Regions from separate parts of the Mus musculus genome. Here all the other regions are linked to region 2. The links are chromatin loops, found by intact Hi-C in ENCODE. Cell type or tissue: heart. All regions are shown on one strand.

Region 1 (8,000 bases), 160 kb before region 2:
AGAGGATCCCATGCTAACTGTAACTCACTTAAGAAACAGACAGCATTTCTGTGCCCCTGTAGCAAGCCAGTGCTCTCAGTACCTGGAGAGGCTAAGACTCCTTTGCCTCAGGGTTTTTCCTGTTCTTGTTTTGTCTCCTAACTTGAGGATTTCCTTCATTACCTTAAATTGATTTTCTCAAGGATTCCCTGTGACATTTCTCCCTGGCTGCACTGGTATCAGCACTGTTCACCTGAGGCCATTCTGAAGTCTGACTTGCATGAGTCCAGACCTATGATAGCCATCATGAGCAACATCCATGCCTGTCTTGCCTCAATCTCCTCAGATGAGGCATGTTTGAGAGGGGAATGCTGGGCAAGTTGAGAAAAAAAATAGGGAAGTGGCTCTAAATTGGGGATAAAGAGACTCTTAGGGTTTTGCTCCACACAAGGATCAAGTGCACAGGGGCTAGGATCAAGAACCCAGAACAAGTGGGCCCTGGGTGGTGAGTGAGCAGCTCTGAGAGAGGAAGGTAACATAAGGCTAGAGCAGGGTTCTGTCTTTGAAGTCTGAGCATGGAACATTGCTTAATTCTAGCAGAGGCCTGCCTAAATAAAGCAATAAGACTGGGACCTTAATTGCCCATGTTTGAAGGTATCTTAAAGTCTTAAGTTTAAAATTGCTTTTTTATTGTTTTTTTTTTAATGTAGGAACTGTTAGAGCCATGTGTGGTTGTACATGCCTATATTCCAAAGACTTGGAAACTGAAATAGATAGCCAGAGCATGTCTCAAAAAAACAAAGCAAAAGTAGTCATATTGGTGTGTAGCCATTACCCAGGTCTAGCCACAGAACTCTTCTCCAGGTGCAACTCTAAACCCATAAATGCCAGCCCTTATCCTCTCCCCCTAGACTCTGGCCACCTCAAACCCTCCCTTCTCTTTCTTTCTAGATATGTGTAGTCTTTTTCATTTGTACACATATATTTCAAGATCCCTAAAAGCTATAGATGCTTGTGTTTCAAGTACAAAATGGTGTTGGGTTTGCTTATAAAATAGGAACACTTTATATATGTTACTACTTGATTATTTATAACACCTAATTCTATAGAACTATAGGCTATAGGCTATACTGCATTGCTTTAGAAGGATGGCAAAAATCATCTGCAGATATTTAATGTACGTGTATAGATTTTTCCCCCAAATGTTTTTGCTCTGTGGTTACTTGAATCCATGGACATATGAAATCTTAAAGGAAACTAATAGTACCTTCATTTATTTTTTTAACATCTTTCACTTAGTTATTAAATATGCTTAATAATAAAATATTAGTGAATTAGTGCTTCCCTTTGTAACATTTCTCACATGTTTAATTGATTGATTTCTGCCCCCTCAGATTGGAGTGTGAACAATGACAGTTGTTCAATACCAACAACTGTTTTTTATAGTGAAGTATTGTTCCCTAGGTCATTGTTTTTAGCTTCAAGTGTACTTTAAAAGAGTGTTGATAATCATTTCTGTCTTTAAGCCTTTTTACCAATTGCCACAAAATGACCAATCAGAAAACAAACAAAGTAGCATATATACTGATTTGTAACTGAGTTTTTAAAAGACTTTACAAAAACAGAAGGTGCTTAAAGAAGAAGATCCTCTTATTAGGATGACAAAAGGTAACATGTTCAGTTAACAAAGTGCTGTCACCAATTCTGGTCACACACTTAATCAGAAAGACCAAATACGTGCTGTGTGTCTGTATCTGACTCAAGTCCAGGAAAACGGCAGCAAAAACATGGTCCAAAATTAAGTACCAGAAATTTCTCAGGTAGACATGCTTTTTAATTCTTCCTTCCCTGTCATTAAGTCACATAGACACACAAGCTTGCCTATAGCTCTTCATTTCCCAAGAGATGTACAGCCAGGGCAAACAAGGAAGGTGGTGAGTGTTCCTGGGGGGCGTGGAGGGGGGCTTACTGTGAAGATTGGGCCACCACAATGGATACATCACATGCATAATGCAAATGTCTTTAAGACAAAATAATGTAGCGAAGAAAACCCAGAACCACCGTTAAGCTCCAGTTCACGTAGAAAAGACACTAGATGGTGCTATGAACCAAGAAGTGTGTTATTTGCTAAGGTACTAAGGTACGCACGCCCGCATGCCCGGGCGGGGAGAGCCTCCTCTGCTTGTACCTCTCCCCTCTCCGTACCCTTTCCAGATCAGCACACCTCACTTGACTTGGGGGAGATATTTGCCAGTCATGGCTTATGAGCCAAATAAGAATTTATTTAACTAAATTTATATGTATTTCCAATATTTCCAAACAGAACTAGCCTTGAGTTTGTTAATGACAGTGAAGCAAGAAGAGATGTGAATTTTAGATCAGATGACCTCAAATATTTGGGGCAAAGTCCATGCCCAGTTGCAACTTGGCTCTTTATGGAAGGGAGACAGCTACTAAGAGTTTTATTTGGCAGCCATGTTTGTTCAGGAAACACATTCTTACAAATTCATTGGAGGTGAAATTGCCTTTATGAAGCCATTTTTCTTTTCTTTCCTAGCATTCTTTCTGAAGAGGTACCCTTGTGGAACTTGTTTCATCAGAGCATATCAGTCTGTCTCCTTCTTCCACTTCTGTTCACTGGAAGAAAGCCTTTTCCAAATGGTTTATGATAGCTCTGCTCAGGTTCACGGGAGTACAAAACAGTTTAGCAGTTAGCCACACGGGTAGAAAAGACACACAAGGTCCTCACTGAGAAAAATATAAGCTTGTAGAACATTTACAAGAACTGAAAGTGAGGCTGGTAAGATAGGTCAGCGGGGAAAGACACCTCCAAGCTTGACAACCTGAGTTTAATCCCAGACCCACATTGTAATTAGAAGGAGAAAATCAACCTAGACGTTGTCCTCTATCCAGCACCCAACTGCTGTGATTCATGCCTTGCCATAAGTAAATATTATAATTTTCTAAAAAAAAATCTAATATAATTTTATTATATCTAACTCCAGTACTTAAAAAATAAAATTAGTGTAGACCCTTAAGAATCAGCTGTTTAAACATAATTTAGAAGATTTCATTTTTAGTCTACATTTGAATTTTAGGAACTTCAAGTAAAGTCTTATCAGTAATTGTAAAAAAAAAAAAAATCCGAACATATAACTTAGTAATTGTCCTCATAGGACATATTAAAGTTGGTTTTTGAGTAAACCATTGTAGAACTTTGAGGCTTTACTTTCATTTTGACAGCTCTGAAAAGCTTAAAGATTTGGAGGATCTGAGCATAGCAGCTATATTTGATTAGTGAAGACCGTAACCTGGTAATTGGATGTTCTCAGATTAGCCTGGTATCCTTTCAAAGACCACCCAGTACAGTATATTCAGATGAAGAAATTACCCACTCCAGAGGAGAGGACAGCAATCTGAACGTGTTGTCTCTTCTAGAATCTACCTGCTTTATATGAATAATATTTGAATAGTATCAGAATTGCTTTGGCTTTGGCTTTACTACAGAGAACCAACCCAGGAATTTACCTGTTCCCCAAAAAAGAAATAGGACAGGAGACACCAGGGACTGCCACCAGGGGTCGGCACAGCCAAAGACTACAGCAAGCCCAGGGAAAAATAGCCATGAATGATAATCTGCCAGCACGAACCAAGCCATTTCATTTTCTCAGAGGCTGGGAGCGCTGTCGGACCAGGAACTGTGTTGCCAGTGGGTTTCTCTAGGAATAGAGCAGTAGAAATAGGGAGGGCTCGGTGTCTTACAAGGCTCTTTTCTGTCTAAACGCTTAGGAAGTAGCTCTGCATGGAGCAAAACTTGGTTCTTTTAGTCAGTGAATGGACCTCTCTCTCTCTCTCTCACACACACACACACTCTTTAGTATAGTGAACTTTGCGTTTCACCCTGTGTTGCTTCCAAAATGATCTGTCATCATAGAAATGCTTACTTTTGAGTAGAAGCATGGGTAATTCTTAATGGTTCATTGTTAACAAAATAATTGTTTGGGGGACAAAATAATTTAAATATGTTAATTAACCCTGAATGTAGATGTGTCAGGCACAGATTCTGGAACTGTCCTGTCAGTGCCAGACTTATGAACTCTAATGTAACTTCTGTTCCCACTGAGGTCTTCTCCTTAGCCATCCTCTGGTTCCCTCCTTTCATAAGTGAACTAAATGCTGCTCCACTACTATATCTGGTGAGGCCTTTAAGAGGCATGTCCCTTCGGAAGACAGCAGAACCTGAAAGTGTAACCCCTACCCGCCCTACTAGAGTCTTAGATCCTTGTTACCTAGGCAACCCCTAGCTGGGCAAGTGCTCTGCTTTGACCCTCAGCAATTCCCTTTGTGATACTTAGTTTTTTGGTCATTATTAATTACCAGTTCATCAGTTCATCACTTTTGTCCATTTAGTACCTGACTATAGGGTTAATATGTGACTACTCAGAACCTTTGCTGTATCAAGATCCTCTTTCCCCTCCTTGCTTTATCTATATACAGGTCCTTGACTTCATTACCAATCCGAATGCTTGTGTGCACCTAACTACTTCTCTCTTGGGCCACAGCCCACTGCTCCCTCCCTCCTTGTCAGCATCTCTTACACATGGTGTCTGCTCTTATTGCAGCAGTGACTATACCAGTCACCACTATTTTCAGCAACCTGCTACCTTGACTCTCCTAATGACCTTGGAACCTGAACTGCCTAGATGCACCATGGGTCACTTCCGCTATTCAGTTTCCATAATGTTCTCTCTTATATCGCCAAACCGGGGCCATTCAATGTTCTGCTTCTGCCTGTATATTCCCATAATTGTGCTCTGTTCCTTCACCCACCAGAGAAGTACTAATCCCTGGAATGGACAGTTTCTTTCTATTTCTTACACCAAGCCAGGTATTCTTTAGTGGGTTTTAGTATCTTTTGTTGTCACATCCTTTAGTCTTAAGAAACAAGAGAGAAAGAAAGGCCACCTAAGACATCGTAGTGCTGAAGAACAAAATCCTAGGCAAGGACACTACCACAGAATTAGTGGATTAGTGGCCCAGCTAGATCTAGAAAGATCCTTGAGCCCATTTGTTGCTCATAGCCCAGGTCAAACAAGCATCTAAATCTATTATCAAATCCAAGATGCTTTCTACTGCTTAAGGTTTTGGGGGGTGGGGGGAGCAAGTAACTTCATTCCTTAAACATGCTTCCTTGGCTGGTAGACCAGTTGCTTGTTTGTGTTGTTTTTCTGAAGAACAAGTGAAATGGAGCTGCTTATTCTGTATCAGACTCTATTATAAAACAGTCCCCTGGGTGATGGATATATTGCTAACTCTGTATTATACTTGAAGAGACTTCTAACCAAAACCTCTGGTATGTTGTCCTGGGCATGGAAGCTGTAAAAGCAATCTGGGCATGACAAGCAGGTTCAAAATGCCTTCTCTTATTTCTTACTATACTTTGGAGGCATTGACCTCTGTGAGAGTGATTGTCTTGCATACTGTGACAACCTTGTTTGGGGTTGTCACACCTGGCCATATCTTACAACTTGTGAAATGCTATGATACAATCAGCTTAGGTCACTTCTTACCCTATTGTTAAGTTGACACTTTTGGAAACACCTTCACAGCCAACTTCTGCTATTCAGGCTCTTACCATCTTTCCACCCCTTCTTCCTCAATGCTCCCTTAAGAACAAGAGTTGTATTGTAGATGTATCCGTAGAGACTGAGCACCCCATGATCAGTTCTTTATATTTTGTCTAGCTAGCTTTCTGTAATGGTTTCTATTTGTTGCAAAGAGGTGAGAGCTATAGTTATCTGTAGGTGTAAGGATGAGTTGAATCCAATTAGAAGCTATGCTGGTTTATTAAAGTGATATTTTAAAAAAAAAATCTCTAATATCCATGACTAACTTGTACTGGGAAATTGGGTAGGTTTCCAGCACTGGTCTTAAGTCAAATTAGAGAAATCATTGGTTGCCACCAAGATATGGGTGCCACTATTGCACTGTTACTGTCTTGCCATGCTGGTCACTGTTGTGATTCATGGGTGTTATAGCTGGTAGGACTGTTGGTCACCATGTTCGCTTCATAGCTTTCATAGGACCTTTTGGTCTTCTGAAAGCTACTCCTAAGGGAGGAGATTTTCAAGTCAGATCCTGCTTGGGTGTTCCAGATCTTATGTCTAAACTTCATGGTATCTTTAGCAATAAGGACGTACCTTCAGCTTCCAGAAGCAACCAATAGCAGCTGCAATAGCTGTATTATTCTGAGGGTGTCTTGGACTCCCCTGATGAACAACCCAAAAGATTTTTTTCATGCTTATTTGATAATATATAGCTTTTTCAGGAAGCATTGCCATCCCAAATGGAATAACTTCATTTTGAACTATACATGTAGTATGTATACACACAGACTTAACTTGTATTGTATGTTACTAATATGATTTCATAGTAATATTAAAATACTATTTGGTTTAGGAGCCTGATCATCCAAAGATAACCATTTTGGTGGAACTCTATACCCTCACTGACATTTTTTTCTTCTCTTGCCATTTTTTATGTACAGAGCATGGTCTTGGGCTTCAAGTACTAATGAACAACGATATTAACTCGTCCGTGGAAAGCCTTAACTCAGCTTGCAACATGCAGTCTGATACTGATACTGCACCACTTCTTGAGGATGGCCAGCATGCCAGCAACCAGGGAGCAGCATCTAGCTCCCGGGGACAGCCACAGGCGTCCCCGAGGCAGAAAATGCAACGCTCGCAGCCTGTGCACATTCTCAGGTGGGCCAGAACATGTGCTGTCTGCACAGACAATGCGCTCTGCTCTCCAAATGGTGATGGGCAGTGACTGTAAAATCAAGTTAGATGAGTTTGTTCTCTTAATAGCAGCTACAGTTGTTGCCCTATAATCTTGAGGAAGCCGACCCGCAGTCCTAAAGCCAAAGCACAGTCCTGCCCCCTACCCTTGTTTACTGTAGTTTTCCCTACACACACAGAACAATGGTGAATTTTGGCTTATTAATTAGACACTATAATATGTACAACAATAATTAATAGTACAAAAGAACAATTATAATGCTAATGAAGTCATATGAGTGAGTTCTATCCTTCCTGTTGTGATAGTGAAGTGACACAAAGTGGTAAGATGGAAGGAAGAAAGTGGGATAGTTGTTGTGATACACAAGGCTGCTGTTGACCATCTGTGGCTATGTCATCAGAATTTTCAAGTCATGCCTCTGCCAGCTGACCTCAAAGAACTAAAAGTGCAGCTCTCAATGGCTTTGGGTATGCTGTGTAACATTTCAGCGTTTGGTGTGAACTTGCTGCCTGGCTTAGCAGCTATACCTTTTCCTGAGCTCCTGATTCACAGCAGATTCCTTAACCATGCTCCAGGTTCATGTTCCTCAGAGTATTGTCTATAGACCAGCTACAGTGTCCTCCAGGGCCTACTCAAAAATGTACAGTCCCCAGAGTGGTTCTGTTTTGTTCTTATCCCTAGGAAACTGAACAGAAATGCATAGCTGTGTTAGCAAAAGGAGAGTCCTGGAACCTTGAGAGAACTTCCTGGGAGGTGACAGATCTCTGATCTGAGTTCAAGCTAGTCAGAAAGTGGAAGGTTGGAGAGTGGAGGCAAGGAGAAGATTAGAACATATAAGAAAGGATAGATTTTGGTTTAGGTAGTGCAATTCTGACTTGGAGAGTTAAGGGGCAGGAAAGAGAGAGCAACATGGCTGCAGAGTATGTCGTGACATGAAAGCCATCTGAAGAACCTACAGGCCTGCAAGTGATGGGGCCCCGATATGAAGAAAGATGCAGTTAGGTGACAGCACTGCAGAGCAAGAAGCAGTCACGCTCTGCGAGTATGTGACATTTATGTGGAGTTAGAGAGCACAGAAGAATAGGAGAGCGGCTGGGTTGTGTTGAACAAAAGCAAACAGCATAGTTAAGAGTGTTCAGTAGATAATAGTTTTGTTGAGAGGAAGATGTGGAGCCTATAGTCATCTCTGGTTTATAAAAGCAAGCTGAGAAAAGGAG
Region 2 (8,000 bases):
AACCCTGTCTTGAAAAAAGGAAAGAAAATGTATTTAGGGCTGGAAAGATGGCTCAGTGGTTAAGAACACTGTCTGCTCTCCCAGAGGTCCTGAGTTCAATTCCCAGAAACCACATGGTGGGTCATAACAATCTGTAATGGGCATCCAATGCCCTCTTCTAGTGTGTCTGAAGACAGAGACAGTGTACCCACATACATGAGATAAATAAATAAATAAATCTTTTTAAAAACGCATTGGATCTCATTATAGATAGTTGAGAGCCACCATGTGGTTGCTGGGAATTGAACTCAGGACCTCTGAGAGAATAGTCAGTGCTCTTAACTGCTGAGCCATCTCTCTAGCCCTACTTTTGCCTCTTCATTATTGCATCTCTGATCATTTCTGTTTGCTTTCTGGTCCTGCTTCTTGGAAGTGCTTTCTAACCTAAAGCAATTGAAAATAGCACACAACTTTCCCCTAAATAACTGGCTTTTGTTTTTTGTGTTATATGAATTTCAAGTGTGTGCTCTCATATGTGTGTGTGTGTGTGTGTGTGTGTGTGTGTTTATCATCCTTCCTTGAATAGGACCTTATTGTCCAGTCACAGCATCTATACCAACAATATGAATAGCCTGTAGTTCTCTCACGTATAGTGAGAGAAAAGATTTTCTTAGATGTCACACTCAGACCTGAAGCTAGAAGCATGTGAATCTGTCCAAGGCCAAGAGCAGTTCTCAATATCCAGCAGGTGTTCAGCTGTCATGGTCCAGGCAGAGGTAACACTTTCCTTTCCATGTATCCTCCTACCTCTCGACCCTTAAAATCCAGAATAGTGGTCTAGCCTAGCAAGGGTCTTATGATTAGGGAGTGAAGCCTGAAACCAGCCCCTGGTACATTTTGCTAGACGGAAAGGCTTAGCAGCTTGGAAGCCATTTCATGACAGTTATACAAAGGAGTAAAGAAATAGGCAGAGAACAGCTACCAGCCTGTCTACTTGGGGCCCAGCTGGAAAGTGATGGCTGGCTGTGTGTTGTTTGATAAGGTCCTCTTATCTCTGGTTAGTCATTGGGAGTGGAGGGCTCTGGCCTCTCTGTCTCCAGCTTGTTGACTATTTTCTTTCTAGAGAAGCTGTATAGAGATTATCCATAATCCCCCATTCCCGCATTTACAAATGCCCTTTAGAGATTCTTCTGGGAAACAGCTAGCCTTGCCTGGGGTGCTCCATGGTCTCTGTTGTTGAGACCTCCCGTGGGTTCCAATGTATCTAAAGCTGCTCTAGTGTACCAGAGACAGGGTCACATAGTTTATCCTCATCTATTTGCTGACAGTCCCTCCAGGGACCTTCATCTTTCTTAAACAAACTTGGAGGATAAGAAGGTCAACTTCTGATAATACAGATTGCTGAGAAACGCTATCACAGGGAGAAGTTATCTTATAAGTTCTTTAAGCCCATGTTAGTCATTTCATCAAACTTTCTGCCATCTTACATGTAAAAGAAAAGTAAAGATGGTTTCTTCATTGTCTACCGTCTCTAGGTGTTACTAGACTTTGTGTTATACGATGGATCTGCTTTCTAATTCCCCCAGGGCTCCAATGAGTTGAACGAAACTCTCTTACAAAGAATAAACAGCGCCAAAAAAATCCACTTGGTTCCATGTCGTCTCCGAGACAAGTTTGTGCTACGCTTTGCTGTGTGCGCTCGCACTGTGGAGTCTGCCCACGTGCAGCTGGCCTGGGAACACATCAGTGATCTAGCAAGCAGTGTGCTGAGGGCAGAGAAAGAATGAAAGCAGAGCTGCTTCAGGTAAGCTAGCTGCACCAGGGACATCTGTTTCCTTGTGGAGGCATCAGGATTCCAGCTCAGTCCCAGCATGGCCACTTAGTGCTGAGTGGCTGTGCAGTGAGGAAGAGAAAACTATCATAGTCAGTCAGGAGTGGCAGAAAGAATGTTATGTGCCATGATTCTACAGAGTGAATTTGTATTCATTTCTGTGGGCTTATATACAATAGTGTATAGATCTTGCTGTATACTTTCCCTTCAGATTTCCCCAAACAGCACTGACCAAAGCAACTATCCAAATAAGCTTTAGCTACATGAAAACAGTAAATGGGATTTTCATGTGACCGTCAGGAAAGACCCAAAGTGCGATGGTAAGGAAGGGCAGGCAGGCTTCTGTGCTGCTTATCAGAGAGGAAGAATCACAGCCAGAGTAATTTATAAAATTTATCACTAGAGATGTTAGATTGGTAACATGAACTCTTTTGTTAAAATGATCTATTGTATTGGACACTGCAGAAACAGTGTATTCCTTCTCTGAAGTCAGTTTAGAAGTACAGAAAATTCTAATTTTTATTATTTTATTTTTGTTTCTGTAGTATCGGGAAAGGAACAAGGATCTTGGCCTTCTAGGCAGGTGCACTACTACTGAGCTACATTGCCAGCTCTCCTTATTTCTAAGTTAGCCTCTAAGTTCTTGCTATTTTTTTTCTCCCATAGAGATCAAAAGTTGAAAAGAAGTTTATCTGAAAACTGGAAAGAGAAAAATAACTACCACTCCGTCTTCGTGAAATCATGATTACATGTGGCGTCATGTGTGTCTCCAACATTAACCAGAAACCTCTGACTGACTTTTTGGTGACTTATCAATGAAGAAATATTTTCTGTATTGTCCAGGGAAAAGTATTTTCTGTGTGGAAAGCTATTGTCAGTGGCTCTAGCTTCTGTTCTTTGTGTGGCCGTGACTTCTGTTGATAATAAGATGTCTTTGTGCTCATAAGGTCATTGGTGGCAGGATAGGCTTATAGAAATAGTTTCCAGGGCAGTCTTTGGTCTTACCTTCAGAGTATATCTATGGCTGTTAACTTATCCTCTGTGTGGCTAAATACTAAATAAACAACCTATGTGCAATACTAACTGTATTGAGTAAGCGTCTTGTTTTACACTGTATCAGACTCATTCTTGTGAACTTGACTAACCCTTTCAGACACTTGGTCATCATGTGTTTAATGAAAGCCTGGTATATGTCAGTCACTATTCAGAATCATTAACAACACTCAAGTTCTGCTTAGATTTCATGAGTTCAATTTCTAGGTATTTACTCAAATAATCTCTGATCTTTATATGGAATGATTCTGATTTTAGAAAAATGTTATTTTTTTGTAGATTTATTTTTAATTGTGTGTGTATATGTGTGTGCGTGTGTGCATGTTGCACAAGGAGGCCAGAAGAGGCCATTCTATCCTCTAGAGCTACAGTTATAGGCAATTATAACCCTTCTAATTGTGGGTGCTAAAAACCAAGTGGGTTTTCTACAAGACCAGTGTGCACTCTTAGCTACTTAGCCATCTCCGCAGTCCCAGCATAAGTGTATTTTGGTCCTTTGGAGACTTTAGAATTGTCAACGGCATTCACATGAGGTCCTTGTGTTACTAACAGGTATGGTCGTTTATATGGAGTATCCACTTGATAGGATCTAGAATCGTCGAGGAGACATGCCTCCAGGGAATTTCTAATTTAGGTTGCATATGGCCACACTCTGAGAGATTATATTGATTATGTTACTTGAGGTGGTGAAAATCAGCCCCCCGGTGGCATCTTCCCTTGGGCTTGGATCCTAGACTGCATAAATGGGAGGTAGGGGTTATCTAAACGTTCTGAATCTTTAGGGAATAGAGTCTAAGATCTCAGCTTATGTTCAAACCCAGGAAGGGTACAGTCTTGTCTAACTACGGCTCATTTTTAGTGCATCCACTGTCTTATTAGAGTTTCTAGTGCTATGATAAAACACCACGATCAAAAGCAACTAGAGAAGGAAAGGGTTGATTTGGCTCCCACTTCCACATCACAGCCCATCAATGAAAGAAGTCAAGGAAGTACTCAAGGCAGGACCTGATGAAGAGGGCATGGGGTAATGTTGTTTTACTCAGTTTGCTTTCTTACAGTAATGAGGCCACATCAGTCCAGGGGTGGCACTGCCTATAGTGAGGCCAGTCTTCCCATATAAATCTTCAATCAAGAAAATGTCCCACAGGTCAATCTAGTGAGAGCATTTTCCTCTTCCCAAATGACTCTAGCTTTGTGTCAAGTTGCTAGCAGCACATCCCATCTTCTTGGCCTTTCTTCAACATGGTGCTCAGACACCAAAACACCCAGCCCTAGAAACAGGAAGAAGCGCTTCCTCCCAGTTAACAAAATCATACACCCGCACTTACTCTATGCCAGGTGCTGCTATCCACATTTAAAAATAGCAACTCAATACCTATTTAAAAAATTCCATAGCTGGGCGTGGTGGCGCACGCCTTTAATCCCAGCACTCGGGAGGCAGAGGCAGGCGGATTTCTGAGTTCGAGGCCAGCCTGGTCTACAAAGTGAGTTCCAGGACAGCCAGGGCTATACAGAGAAACCCTGTCTCGAAAAACAAAAAACAAACAAACAAAAAAAAAAAAAAAAAAAAAAGGAAAAATTCTATGAGGTAAGCTGCATGGCAGTGGGGGGTGGGGGGTGGGGGTTGGGATTTGGTGCTTATGGGACAAGATCCATTTATCTTCCTGGGTAAACCTTGCCTTTGATCCCAACTATACATTATTCAGATAGAAGTCAGTATTCCAAAGCCAGGCAGGCATAGTGCTTTAGTGCTTTACTGCTTCCAGTGCTTAGAAGCCAGAGGCAGGTGGGCAGATCTCTTGAGTTCAAGGCCACCTTGACCTATAAAGCGAGTTCCAGGACAGTCAAGGCTACACACAGAAACCTTGTCTTGAAAAATCAAAACCAACCAAACAAAAGCGAATTGAGAATGCCGGGACGCGTAGCAAGTGCATTTAAATCTGTGCCTACTGCAGTTGCTCACTGGAGCACAGTGACCTCTGGTGGCAGTGATGCGTGATGCTAGACCTCAGGTTTTCACTGATTCCAGGCACTTCAACCTGGAGCTGAGAAAGCCCTAGACTTATCTGGACACAGCAGACAGCCAACAAAAGGCTTATCCTGGAACATCTCTTGTTTAGAACGTAGCAGAGAAAAGGCTTCCTGGAACTGGAGATCCAAGTCAGGCTGACTGAATACGAGTCAGCACACAGAAAAGGCCGAGATAGAAGGACCTGGGAAAGGGATATAGGACAAGACCCCAAGGCAAGGCAGGATTGAACTTTTAACATTGATTGAATCCAATCAATGGCATAAACTCAAAAATGGTATTACTGGTATTCTACTCAGAAAGTTCACATTTGAGGAAACATGGTACTTACCCAATAGCATTTTGGCCTAATGATTGCTGTATTAATTTTTTTAAATGAATAATATAAATTCCCAAATATTAATAGTGTTTACTTCTTTGGTATCAAAATCTGTTTCTTGAGCACTTCTCTCTGTGTGCCATAACCTACCCTTGTAAAAAGTAATGGGAAAAACAATACAAAATTACTAGCAAAGTAAGTTGCTTGCATAAACTGGTAATATTTGAAAAGGTCTTTTTAAAGAAACTTGTGTTGTTCCCCAAAGCAGACATGCAATAAACAGTCACAAGAAGAATTATGGCATGACCCCATAGCCTGTTCAAACTAGAAGCAGAAGAGTCCACACATGGACCAGTTTTTCCTAAACACAGCAAATTCACAGCAGCCAGAGGCCAAACTACCTCAGCTTGACTAAGTCTGCTCTAACCTCACAAGAGAAATGAGCTGAAGTGAGCTGAATCAACCTGTCAGCTCCTTTCCGACAGGCTCGGCTCCCTGCGTTACGAAGCTCACCCTTCTGTTCCTGCCCAGTACCGGCTCTTGTTCTGTTTTGTAGAGTGAAGGTTGCCCCGTTCGGGAATATAAAGGCTAACGAGAACTTTGTCAGACTTGTTAAAATTCTGCCTCTGGTCGTAGGGGAGAGCACCGTCTAATGAAAACTTTTCATTAGGACTGTATGTTCCATTCATGTTAGACTGTATATCCGAGGAATGGCTGGCTACATCTCCAATCTTCACGGGTCCTCTTTCACCAAGGCATGTTTGAAGTGGATTTCAGGATCCAACTGTACTCGGGGAATCTCAGAAAAAGAGACAGATTTAATTTTGTCCCATCTTCTTTCCTATCTCTACAACAGCCCACTTCTCACATTGCTTACAAACATAGTTTTTTTTTTTCTTCCCTGAGACAGGGTTTCCCTGGCTGTCCTGGAACTCACTTTGTAGACCTCTGGCCTCGAACTCAGAAATCTGCCTGCCTCTGCCTCCCGAGTGCTGGGATTAAAGGCGTGTGCCACCATGCCCGGCCAAACACAGTTTTATAAACACTTATTATTGTGTGTTTGTGGGGAAAGGACATGTGCCTAGAAGTCAAAGGACAACTGTGTGGAGTTGTTTTGAATCCTTCCACTTTTTCGTGGGTTCTGGAAGCCACACTAAGGCCACCAAGGTTGCACAGGAAATAAATACCTTTACCTGAGACATCTTGCTAGCTTACAAACACAATTTTTCTGGCAGAGGATGCATATTATTTGGGATCATTTTATTTTCTCTGATCAAAACAAATTAGCCAGCTGAACTGTAACAAGCATTGTCTGAGATTATGGTTATAAACTCATAAATACATAAACAAGAAGAAGCTCTCCCACCAAGGACCAGTTCTGTCTGCTTAGGTGGCAATTTCTTTCTTGCAGGTCCAATAACTTCTGACCATGAAAATAGAGTCTATCAAAAGCAGTTTGTGTTCTCGGTCAGCAAGTTTACTACTTGCATAGCTTAAGCCTTAAACTCTTCCACAGTAGACACTGGGTTGTGAGCCTAACAAAGCCAATTTAAAAAAGACGGACGCCAGAGAATAATGTTGCTTTTTGCAGGATTCCTGGTCTTATAAAAAAATAATTAAAACAAAACAAAACCCAGACTCAGTAGGAAACCGAAAGGCAATTTTGAATTTAGGGGAAAAATAAGACAAGCTAGACATGTTGGCAGCCTCTGGAGGAGGCAGACGGATAAGGGGAAAAGAGACCATGCTTTTGGAGTTAAAGGTCAGAAAGGCAGGCAGGCTCAACAATGCAGGCCTGGGAATGGCTGCATGGGTAAGGAAGGTCTTCAGCCTGATTAAAAATGCCCAGAGCCGTAGAGCAAGCAGGGTTAGGAGTGTTGGTCAGTATTTGAAGGAGATAGGATGAATAAAAGAAAAGTACAGTTTTCCCAGTGAAAACAGGCAGGCTTAGCGATGAGGGTTGTAGACAAAGAAACCAAAAAAAAAAAAAAAAAAACCACCCAACAACCCAGCACAGCCCCCCTCCTCTCCCCTCTCTGACAATCAGCTCCCGACTGCTTGGAGCCTGACCCAATGGCTTGTTATGCCTATACAAACAATTAAGAACCTAACCCTTGGTGACCTCTCCCCAAATTGCAAGCCGTCTTGGTTGGTAATAGAGAGGTGGGGGTGGGGTGAGGTGGGGCCCAAAGCTATGAGGGGAAAGTTCCCTCGGTGACTCCAGGACTGTCCATGTTTTAGCTACCTACGATTAGTTTTTTTAAAAAAAAAAAAAAAAAAAAGCTCTTCAGTTCTTACTGGACCCCTGCCAGCTACTACTTCGGTAATCTCGGTATTCCGTCTAATGCTGGCTGTAGCCTTTGCTAAACCTTCCTGTATTCGAGTCTCACTATTTGATAGCTGCTGCTGAACTGGTTAAGGCCGGAGGGCGCCGGGGCGGGCAGGCTCTGGAGTGGCGGCCCGGAGGCTACACCTCCCCTTCCCCCTCCCGGGCCGCTTTCGCCCTCCCAGGGGACTCGTGCTCTCTACACTCCTGAGCTTTCTTTCCTCTCTCACTGCCTCTGCCTAGGTGCCTTTGCAGCACCTAGCTCGGCAAAAAGAACATATTAAGGCTGCAGTGAACGGGAAGCCAAGGGTTTGCTTAGATTTATCGCCACCGCGCGGGCTAAATCTCCCTCATAGAGCGCGGGCCGGAAACCCAAATTCCCGCGTTAAGGCCTGGGCGGTGACCTCAGGCCTTCCGAGACTCCGCCCTCACGCTGCGTGCAGCGCGCGCTCAGCCGCCCTTA
Region 3 (8,000 bases), 390 kb before region 2:
TTCCACGGTTTTAGTTTCCCTTTTCCTTTTCTTTTTCCTCTGGAAGTAGGGAATTGAAAACTGAGGGCCTTATACATGCCAAGCAAACGATTTACCACTAAACTATACTGCCATTCCAACTTTATAGTTTTCCATTAGAAATTAGTTCAGAAAAGAGAAGGGCAAAAAGAAGAAAGGAAAGAAGGAAGGAAGGAAGGGAGGGAGGGAGGGAGGGAGGGAGGGAGGAAGGAAGGAAGGAAGGAAGGAAGGAAGGAAGGAAGGAAGGAAGGAAGGGACAAATGAATGAATACAGAAAGAGTAAACAAGCAATGAAAATGGACTGAGGTGATATTAGGCAATTTTTCATTTAATTGTCTGAATTATATTATATATTATACTACTGGCATCATGTATATTATTTTTATTAAAAATGCAATGGCCCCTTCAGCTCCTTGGGTGCTTTCTCTAGCAACCCTATAGGTAGAACAACATTATGAACTAACCACTACCCCCAGAGCTCATATCTCTAACTGCATATGGAGCAGAAGATGGCCTAGTCGGCCACCACTGGGAAGAGAGGCCCCTTGGTATTGCAAACTTTATATGCCCCAGTACAGGGGAATGCCATGGTCAAGAAGCAGGAGTGGGTGGGTAGGGGAGCAGGTCTGGGGGAGGGAATAAGGAACTTTCGGGATAGCATTTGAATTGTATATAAAGAAAATATCTAATAAAAAATGCAGTGGTTATTATCCAAGCAGACCTTCTACCATTTTTTACTTTTTTTTAGGTATTTTCTTCATTTACATTTCCAATGCTATCCCAAAAGTTCCCCCATAACCCCCCCCCACTCCCGCTTCTTGGCCCTGGCGGTCCCCTGTACTGAGGCATATAAAGTTTGCAAGACCAATGGGCCTCTCTTTCCAATGATGGCCGACTAGGTCATCTTCTGATACATATGCAGCTATAAACACGACCTCATATATGTATATATTTTAGGAAGTCTCCACTGTATTGGCTATCCATACTACTCCTCAAATGACCCTTAATTACATCGTCTCTTTCCTTATTCTCTCCGTCTCCCTCCTCCTTCCCCATTTGGCCCTCCCATTCCAGACCCCTGCCTCATCCATAACTACCTATTCTACTCCCTTTCCTAATGATGTCTATCTGCACCCTGTGTCACCTCCTCAATACCTAACCTCTGTAGTTCTATAGATTGTAGCTTGGTTATCATGGACTTAACAGCTAATATCCACATGTAAGTAAATACACACTATGTTTGCCTTTCTGTGTCTGGGATACCTTGCTTGGGATGATTTTTTTTTCTAGTTCCATCCATTTACCTTTAAAATTCATAATTTCTTTTCTTAACAGCTGACTAATACTCCTTTGTACAAATGTGTCATTTTTATCCATTCCTTTGTTGAGAGTTTTCTTATATTTATTGAGACTCACATTGTGCTCTAATATGTGGTCTATTTTAGAAAAATTTGTATGGGCTTTTGAGGAAATTTTGCATTCTTTAGTATTTGGGTGAATTCTAAAGTGTTCTGTAGATGTGTGTTAGGTCCCTTTGGCTCTAGTTATTTATCCCTCATTTCATTTTTGTAGAGTTGATATAACAGTAATAATAAGATATTGACGGCATCTAATATTCCTTTGTTGGGATCATTCTGTGATTATAAACCTATAGTGTTTTCTTTACAATATTAGATGAGCCTATATTTGTTACATGCATATTTAGAATTGTAATTTCCTCTCTCCGGGTCTTTCTCTTGATTAATATGAAGTGACCCTCTTCATTCCTTCTAAAATAAGATTAGATTTGACATCTATTTAGTCAGATATCATCAGTAGGGTGGCTACACCTGCTTGTTTCATGGGTCCATTTTCTTGGAATACTTTTTCCATCCATTTACCTTAAGACAGTAGTTTTGCTTGATGTTAGAGTGCGTTTTTCCACAGGAAGCAAAAGGATTTTATTTTCAACCCACTATGACTTTGTATGAGTGAATAGAGACCACTGTACTCAGAGTTACTGAAAGGTACTTTGCTCCCTTTCATTTTGCTGTGCTTTGGATTTTCTCAGTCTTCTTTTGTTTAATAAGTGGTTGGCATCACTTTTTTTCTTCCTTCTATAGTCTCTTAAGTGTATTTGTCTTTCTCTTCAGATTGAAGTATTCCTTTCAACATCCTCTGAAGAACCGGCTTCATGATTATAAATTCCTTTAGAATGCTTTTATCCCAGAAAGGTTTTCTTTTACCTTCAGTTGTTACAGATAGGGTAGGGTTGGGATGTTTTGTTTTGTTTTGTTTTGTTTTGTTTTGTTTATAAGATATATTAGACAGGGTTGGCAATTATGGTGTTAAGAGTTTAAAAGCTATCAGTTCAAGCCCTCCTAGCTTTCATGGATTGGATCAAAAAGTCAGTAGTTTCTGGGTGTGGTACCATATGCCTTTAATCTAAGCACTCAGGAGGCAGAGGCAGGTGTCTCTTTGTGATTTTGAGGCTATTCTTGTCTGCAAAGCAAGTTCAAGGACACCCAGGACTATACAGAAAAAAAAAAAGTCAGTAGTTATTCTTATAAGCTTGCCTTTGTACGTAACTTAGCCCTTCTCTTTTTCAGCCTTCAATATATTTTCTTCTGTACATTTAGTGTTTTAAACTATGACCCAGAGACTCTTTTATGGTCTGGTCTGTTTGGTGTTCTGTCTGCTTCTTGTGTATGAATGGGCTTCTCTTTCCCTATATTTGGACATTTTTTTTCCTATTGTATTTTTTGTTTCCATCCGTTCAGTTTGGGCTTTCCTCAGCATTTCTCTTTATCAAATTCTATTTTTATACTTGAATTGGCTTCCTTATTTCATTTAGCTGTGTCTATGTTCTCCTGGAAAATATCTGAGCCCTCTCTGACTTGTTTTACCATATTTATAATCATTATTTTGAGTTGTACATCTAGAATTTTGTCTAAGTCATTTTTATCTGGAGTCTGTATTGTGGGATTGGTAACTTTTAGAGGAAATAATTTTTCTTGATCATTTTACTTATATTTTTGAGCTGGTTTCTGCTCATATGGGGTTAGCTTCTTCATTAAGACATTGGGAGGCAAAGAGAGGGAAGTAACTGGGGGTGTGGGGAGAAGAGGGGGAGGGGGTATGGAAGCAGGATCAGGCACAGGAGAGACAGGTCCAGTGTGCCAGGAGAATGAATGGGAATCTGCAGCTGCCGGGGTGGGAGTGGGAGTAAACTTTAGAAAGTCCCAGAGACCTAGGATAGGGTAGGCTTCCAGAAGTCAATGTTTAACAACAGGGACATGAAGAGGCCACCTCCTGTAGCCAGAAAGGATCCCTAGTGGATAGGGTCACGAATCCATCTACAAAACTTTCTACACAAATTTTGTCCTATCTAAAAGGGGTGGAGCAGAAGCCAACCAATACCCAGCCCAACTTGAAACCCATGCCATGGACAAGCACCAATCCCTGACGTTAATAATAATACTCTGTTATACATGCAGACAGACAGCCTATCATAATTGTCCTCTGAGAGACTCTACCCAGCAGTGGACTGAAACAGAAGAAGATACCCACGGCCAAAAATTAGATGGAGGTTGGGGACACTTACGGTAGAGTTGTAGGAAGGAGTCAAGGCCAAGAAGTAGATAGGAACCTCACAGAAAGACCAACAGAGTCAACAAACCTGAACTCCTGGGAGCTCTCAGAATCTGGGCCACCAACCAGTGAGCATACATGGGCTAGAATGACCCCTTCTCACCCCCACCCCCTCCACTCCCACACATATGTAGTAGATAAGCACCTGGGTCTTCATGGCTGCCCTTTTCTTTATTCACTGGGAATAGCCACTAGCCAGGACTAATCTTGCAGAGACTTGAAGTGCCAGGGTGAAGGGATATGGAGGGAGGGTGTCCACCTTCTCAAAGGAGAAGGGGAAGGCAGGTGGAGGTAAGTGACTTGGTGAGGAAGGGACCAGGAAGGGAAGCATCATTTGATATATAAACAAATTAATTAATTCATTTTAAAAATAGATTTTGTCCTTTTAATTCAGGTTGACTCTTTGTGCAATTAATATGTTTGCAGTGCTCAGGAAAGACTAGGCAGTAGTAGAGTTCTAATGTTTCATTTGTAGACTGGTGTTCTAGGCACCTGACTCTGTCCTCAGTCTTCTCAGACAGGCTTAGTATTATCTATGGCAAGTCATTATACAGGAGTGAACCTACAGTGATTAAAAAAAAAAAAAACAGTAGCAAGTAAATACAAATTAACATTTCTTAAGTGCCAATTGGTTTAGGGAGTTAAAGAGCCTGATAGTATTGTGTGTACTGATATGTTAGTGTGAATGGAAAGGAAAACCACAGGTGAGCCATCACCGTGAGACTAGTGATAGTGGTGAGTATTCAATTGCAAACTAGGAAATAGAGAAGAGGGAGATACAGAAGAGTGGAGATAATTGAGGCAAAGGAAAAGGGAATGTGGTCATGTGGGGGACCACATGGTTTACAGTAGATTAAACATATGGATACAGATACAGACTCAGATACCACAAATCAGGTCAGCCTGACATAACAGTTGGAGGAGTGAGTTCAGAAAGAGAAAAGGGAAAGAAAGAGAAAAGGGAAAGAAAGAGAGAGAAAGAGAGAAAGAGAGGGAGGGAGGGAGGGAGGGAGGGAGAGAGAGAGAGAGAGAGAGAGAGAGAGAGAGAAGAAGAAAGAGAGAGAGAAAGAGAAAAGAAGAAAGAGAGAGAGAAAGAGAAAGAAAGAAAGAGAGAGAGAAAGAAAGAAAGAAAGAAAGAAAGAAAGAAAGAAAGAAAGAAAGAAAGAGAGAAAAGAGAGAAAAGAGCAAACAGTAAAAGTGAACGGTAGGGGACAGTGTTGGCCTGCCTCGATGACCTGCTGTACTATACAGATAAGAAATAGCTGTAGGAGAAGGGTGGAGAGGTGGGTGGAGAGGTGAGATAATGGAATCACTAGAAGATAAGGATTAGTTGTAGTGGGGAAGAAAAACAGGGTGGAGATATCAGAAAATGAGATTGCTGGCCTGAATGTTTTTTTCATCTCCTTGGCAGATCCACTGATCTTTCTCCTTGGCCCTGGGCCAGCTGGTAGAACCTGTTGACTGTTAGGGGTCCTGTTCTCTAGTGGCCTCCCAGCTCCTCTTGTTTGTGGAGTTTTCCTGACTGTTCTGTCAGCTATGGATAGATAAGGCAAACTCTCTTTATCAGTGGCTGCTGTTTTCTGATAGGAGCCGGTGTCTGGCGGCTGATCCATGCCCAGAGCACTGCTCAATGCTTGTGCTTAAGCCTCAGAGCTTCACATTTTCCTTGTGTAACAAAAACAGTGTTCTGGTTGAAGTTACTGGGAACCCTTTCAACGAAATCCCTGCTGACACAGCTTTTATACATTTCCTGGTAGGAGTCTTTGGGGTAAGCGAAAATCCAGCCATGCACAAGCTGTACTGGCTTCAGTCACATCAGTAAATCCAGTCTGGTGGTAGAGAAAGCTCCTGAGTCCAGTGGTAGGAGAGAGCTGTTGTGGTACTGATGAAATCAATTCAGAAACTGGAGAAGCAGCTTTGGGGTGATAAACTGTTCCAGACCTCCTGCTTCTCACTCTGTAACCAGTCACTCATTGAACACTGCTTCTAGCCTACCAGCTTTCCTTGTTGTCTGTGTTCCTTTGAGAATTTTTGCTCAGATTCATAACCCATTTTTAATTGGGCTGTTTGTTTTCTTGGTGTTTAGTCGGGTCTTTTGTTTTTCAGGTCTTTGTATAGTCTAGACACTAATCTTTTGTCGGATGTGTAACTGGCAAACATCTTCCATTTTTCAGCCCTTACTTTACTGACAGCTTCTGCTGTAGAGAAACTCTTTAGTTTAATGACATCCCATTTGTCAATTTTCAGTGCCATGCTCTTGGCTTCTGTAAGCTAAAATAAACCTGTATTCTTAATAAACTAAGCAGACTCAGTGATCCTGTTATAGCAACAGAAAGCTGATTAGGTGAGGGTACTGATATTAGGGGTGGCCCACATGTTTTTACAAAGGTCAGAAAAGTTTCAAAGTTTTCTGAATTATTCTGCAGTGAGAATTTTATTGCTCACATGAGAACAATTTTGCAAAATTTAAATTTGCATTCTGTTTGTTCTGTGTGTAGTGTGTGTGGGGGGGGGGGGTTGGGGGGGAGTAGAGGAAATAGTACTAGTTCCAGTCAGCTGACATTCTCAGAGTCAAAGCATGGACACTGGGCCGCTGTGCTGTCCTCAGTAGACCAATTAAAGAGACAGACGAGAGTGAAGCAGAGAGAGGGGATCATTTTCAATGTGGCTACAGTGAGAAAAGTAAAGAAAAAGGGTTCAGTGATCCTTGAGTCCATCTTTGGGGTGCTAGTGGGAGGCTTGGGTTTAAATAGAGGTTTAGGATCATATATCTAAGCTGTCCTGGCCTGGGGTGCTCCTCATTGCTGACCCCCTGGCTCTGCTCCACTCTCTTCAGCAAAGTGGTCAGACTGTGTGAGATTTTTTTTTTTTCTTCCTCCTCTGGCTGGCAACAGGTTTCATTCTTTTCCTTCACATAGCATGAGATCCCTGAGGAAACCGCAAATGTTGGGATCTGTTGTTCACATAGCTAAAAAGGAGAGGCAAAGTTCCTCGTTTTAGCCTCCCTCTGCTCCTGCCAGGATGACTGCACTAGTCAGTACTCCCTGTTTTACGGAGTCTAGCATGGTCTGGAGAGGATTCCAATGCAGAGCTGATCACAGGGCTAGTGCTCTGAACACTGATGTGTGGAGCGCCGATGACTCCATTCTGCCAGGTGCTGTGCACTAATGTGCTGCTCATCACTATAAAACCTGGCACATCTGAAAACCAGTCATCCTAGTAACAAGAAATAGGTGGTGACAGTGAGGAAGGGCTAACCCTTTAGGGAAGCTACGCTGATCCTGAATCCTAAGAAAATAATACTTTCAAAGTTCTTATTGGAACACAGGCACAAAAATCAGTCATATATATATATATCCATGCTAGGTGAGGAATCTAATGGAGGGGATGTGTGTGCCTGGATTGAGTGAAGACCTGGCCACTCCCTGAGAGTGGTGGTATACCGTTAAAGAACCTTCTAGAAAATATAAGGCAGCTTTTAATCATGTGGTGAATCTAGCTGTTCAAAGCTTCCACTCTGTTCAGTGATGGTCTTCCATCAGCAATGTCTTCAAGCACCCTCACATGGAAATATCTCCTGAGAGAGCTGCTTTCATGATATACTTTCTATTAATCCTGCAAATGATTTTGAAAACACACCAGATAACCAGCTGTATATGGAAACTGGATTGCATGAGCAACAGGAAGCACCAAGTGAAAAGACCAGACCAGTCAGTCAGCTTGCCATCACAAACGAAACACTTAAGAGAATTCAAAAATAAGGAAGGTTTGTTTGGGCTGCTTTGCTGGCTTTGGTCCAGGACTGACCAGCCCTGTTGCTTTGGGCCTGTGGCGGGGGTGGGGGATGGGGGATGGATGAGAAAGAGCATGCAGCTCACTTCCTGGCAGCTGGGAAGCAAAAAGGATTCAGAAGAAGAATCAGTGTTCCATAGTTCCCTTCGGCAGCACATTATCCATCAACCTGAAACCCCAGTGGGCTCCATGTTTTACGGAAGTTTTACTGCATCCTAATAGCGTCAAGCTGGAGGCCAAACCTTCAACACGGGATCTGGGTGGAACACCTCAGATCCAAGCTACAGTTGACTTGCAGAAGAAAGCATCACAACTTAAAACTTAGCACCAATTGTGCTTAAAGCTTTAGAGGGTGGACTTGGGCACCTGCCCATGGAACATGGTGTCACAGGGACACAACGTGCTTCCTCGTGTTCTAGACTCAGTGTATATAGACCGTTCTCTGACGACTCTGCGCTCTGAGACCCGGGCCACTCTGATCTTCACTGCTGTGGAAGTTCCCCAAATTCTCTGGTACTGAACACACCAAAGTCCCTGTGCTATGAGATCCAATACAGAGG

Evidence for each region. Peaks named below come from ENCODE experiments on the same cell type or tissue, not always from the same donor. Only the 100,000 strongest peaks of a DNase experiment are listed, where the experiment ranks them.
Region 1: it touches region 2 in a loop (5-fold over the local background); 42 of 42 quality-filtered maps call a loop at or near these places.
Region 3: a loop joins it to region 2, with 2.7 times the contacts of the local background. A loop is called at or near these places in 5 of 42 quality-filtered maps.

Annotation. Positions count from the first base shown.
Region 1 is chr11:11,969,169-11,977,168 of GRCm38, reverse strand. Grb10 (growth factor receptor bound protein 10) reads left to right here. Exons shown (of 17, transcript NM_010345.4): 3 at 6,527-6,746. The coding sequence starts at 6,553. Among named protein-coding and RNA genes, the nearest start is that of Grb10, 64 kb to the left of the region's middle. In heart, CTCF peaks have their summits at 2,075 (motif pointing right) and 3,578 (motif pointing right); a DNase peak (open chromatin) is centred at 3,628; H3K27ac peaks cover 3,212 bases.
Region 2 is chr11:11,808,994-11,816,993 of GRCm38, reverse strand. It overlaps Ddc (dopa decarboxylase), which reads left to right. Exons shown (of 15, transcript NM_001190448.1): 14 at 1,566-1,783; 15 at 2,477-2,893. The coding sequence ends at 1,766. Among named protein-coding and RNA genes, the nearest start is that of Fignl1, 4.0 kb to the right of the region's middle. In heart, CTCF peaks have their summits at 4,841 (motif pointing left) and 7,876; DNase peaks (open chromatin) are centred at 4,833 and 7,983; H3K4me3 peaks cover 1,301 bases; H3K27ac peaks cover 6,510 bases.
Region 3 is chr11:12,202,888-12,210,887 of GRCm38, reverse strand. No RefSeq gene overlaps it. Among named protein-coding and RNA genes, the nearest start is that of Gm12002, 110 kb to the left of the region's middle. In heart, a CTCF peak has its summit at 4,857; a DNase peak (open chromatin) is centred at 5,177; H3K27ac peaks cover 1,623 bases; H3K27me3 peaks cover 253 bases.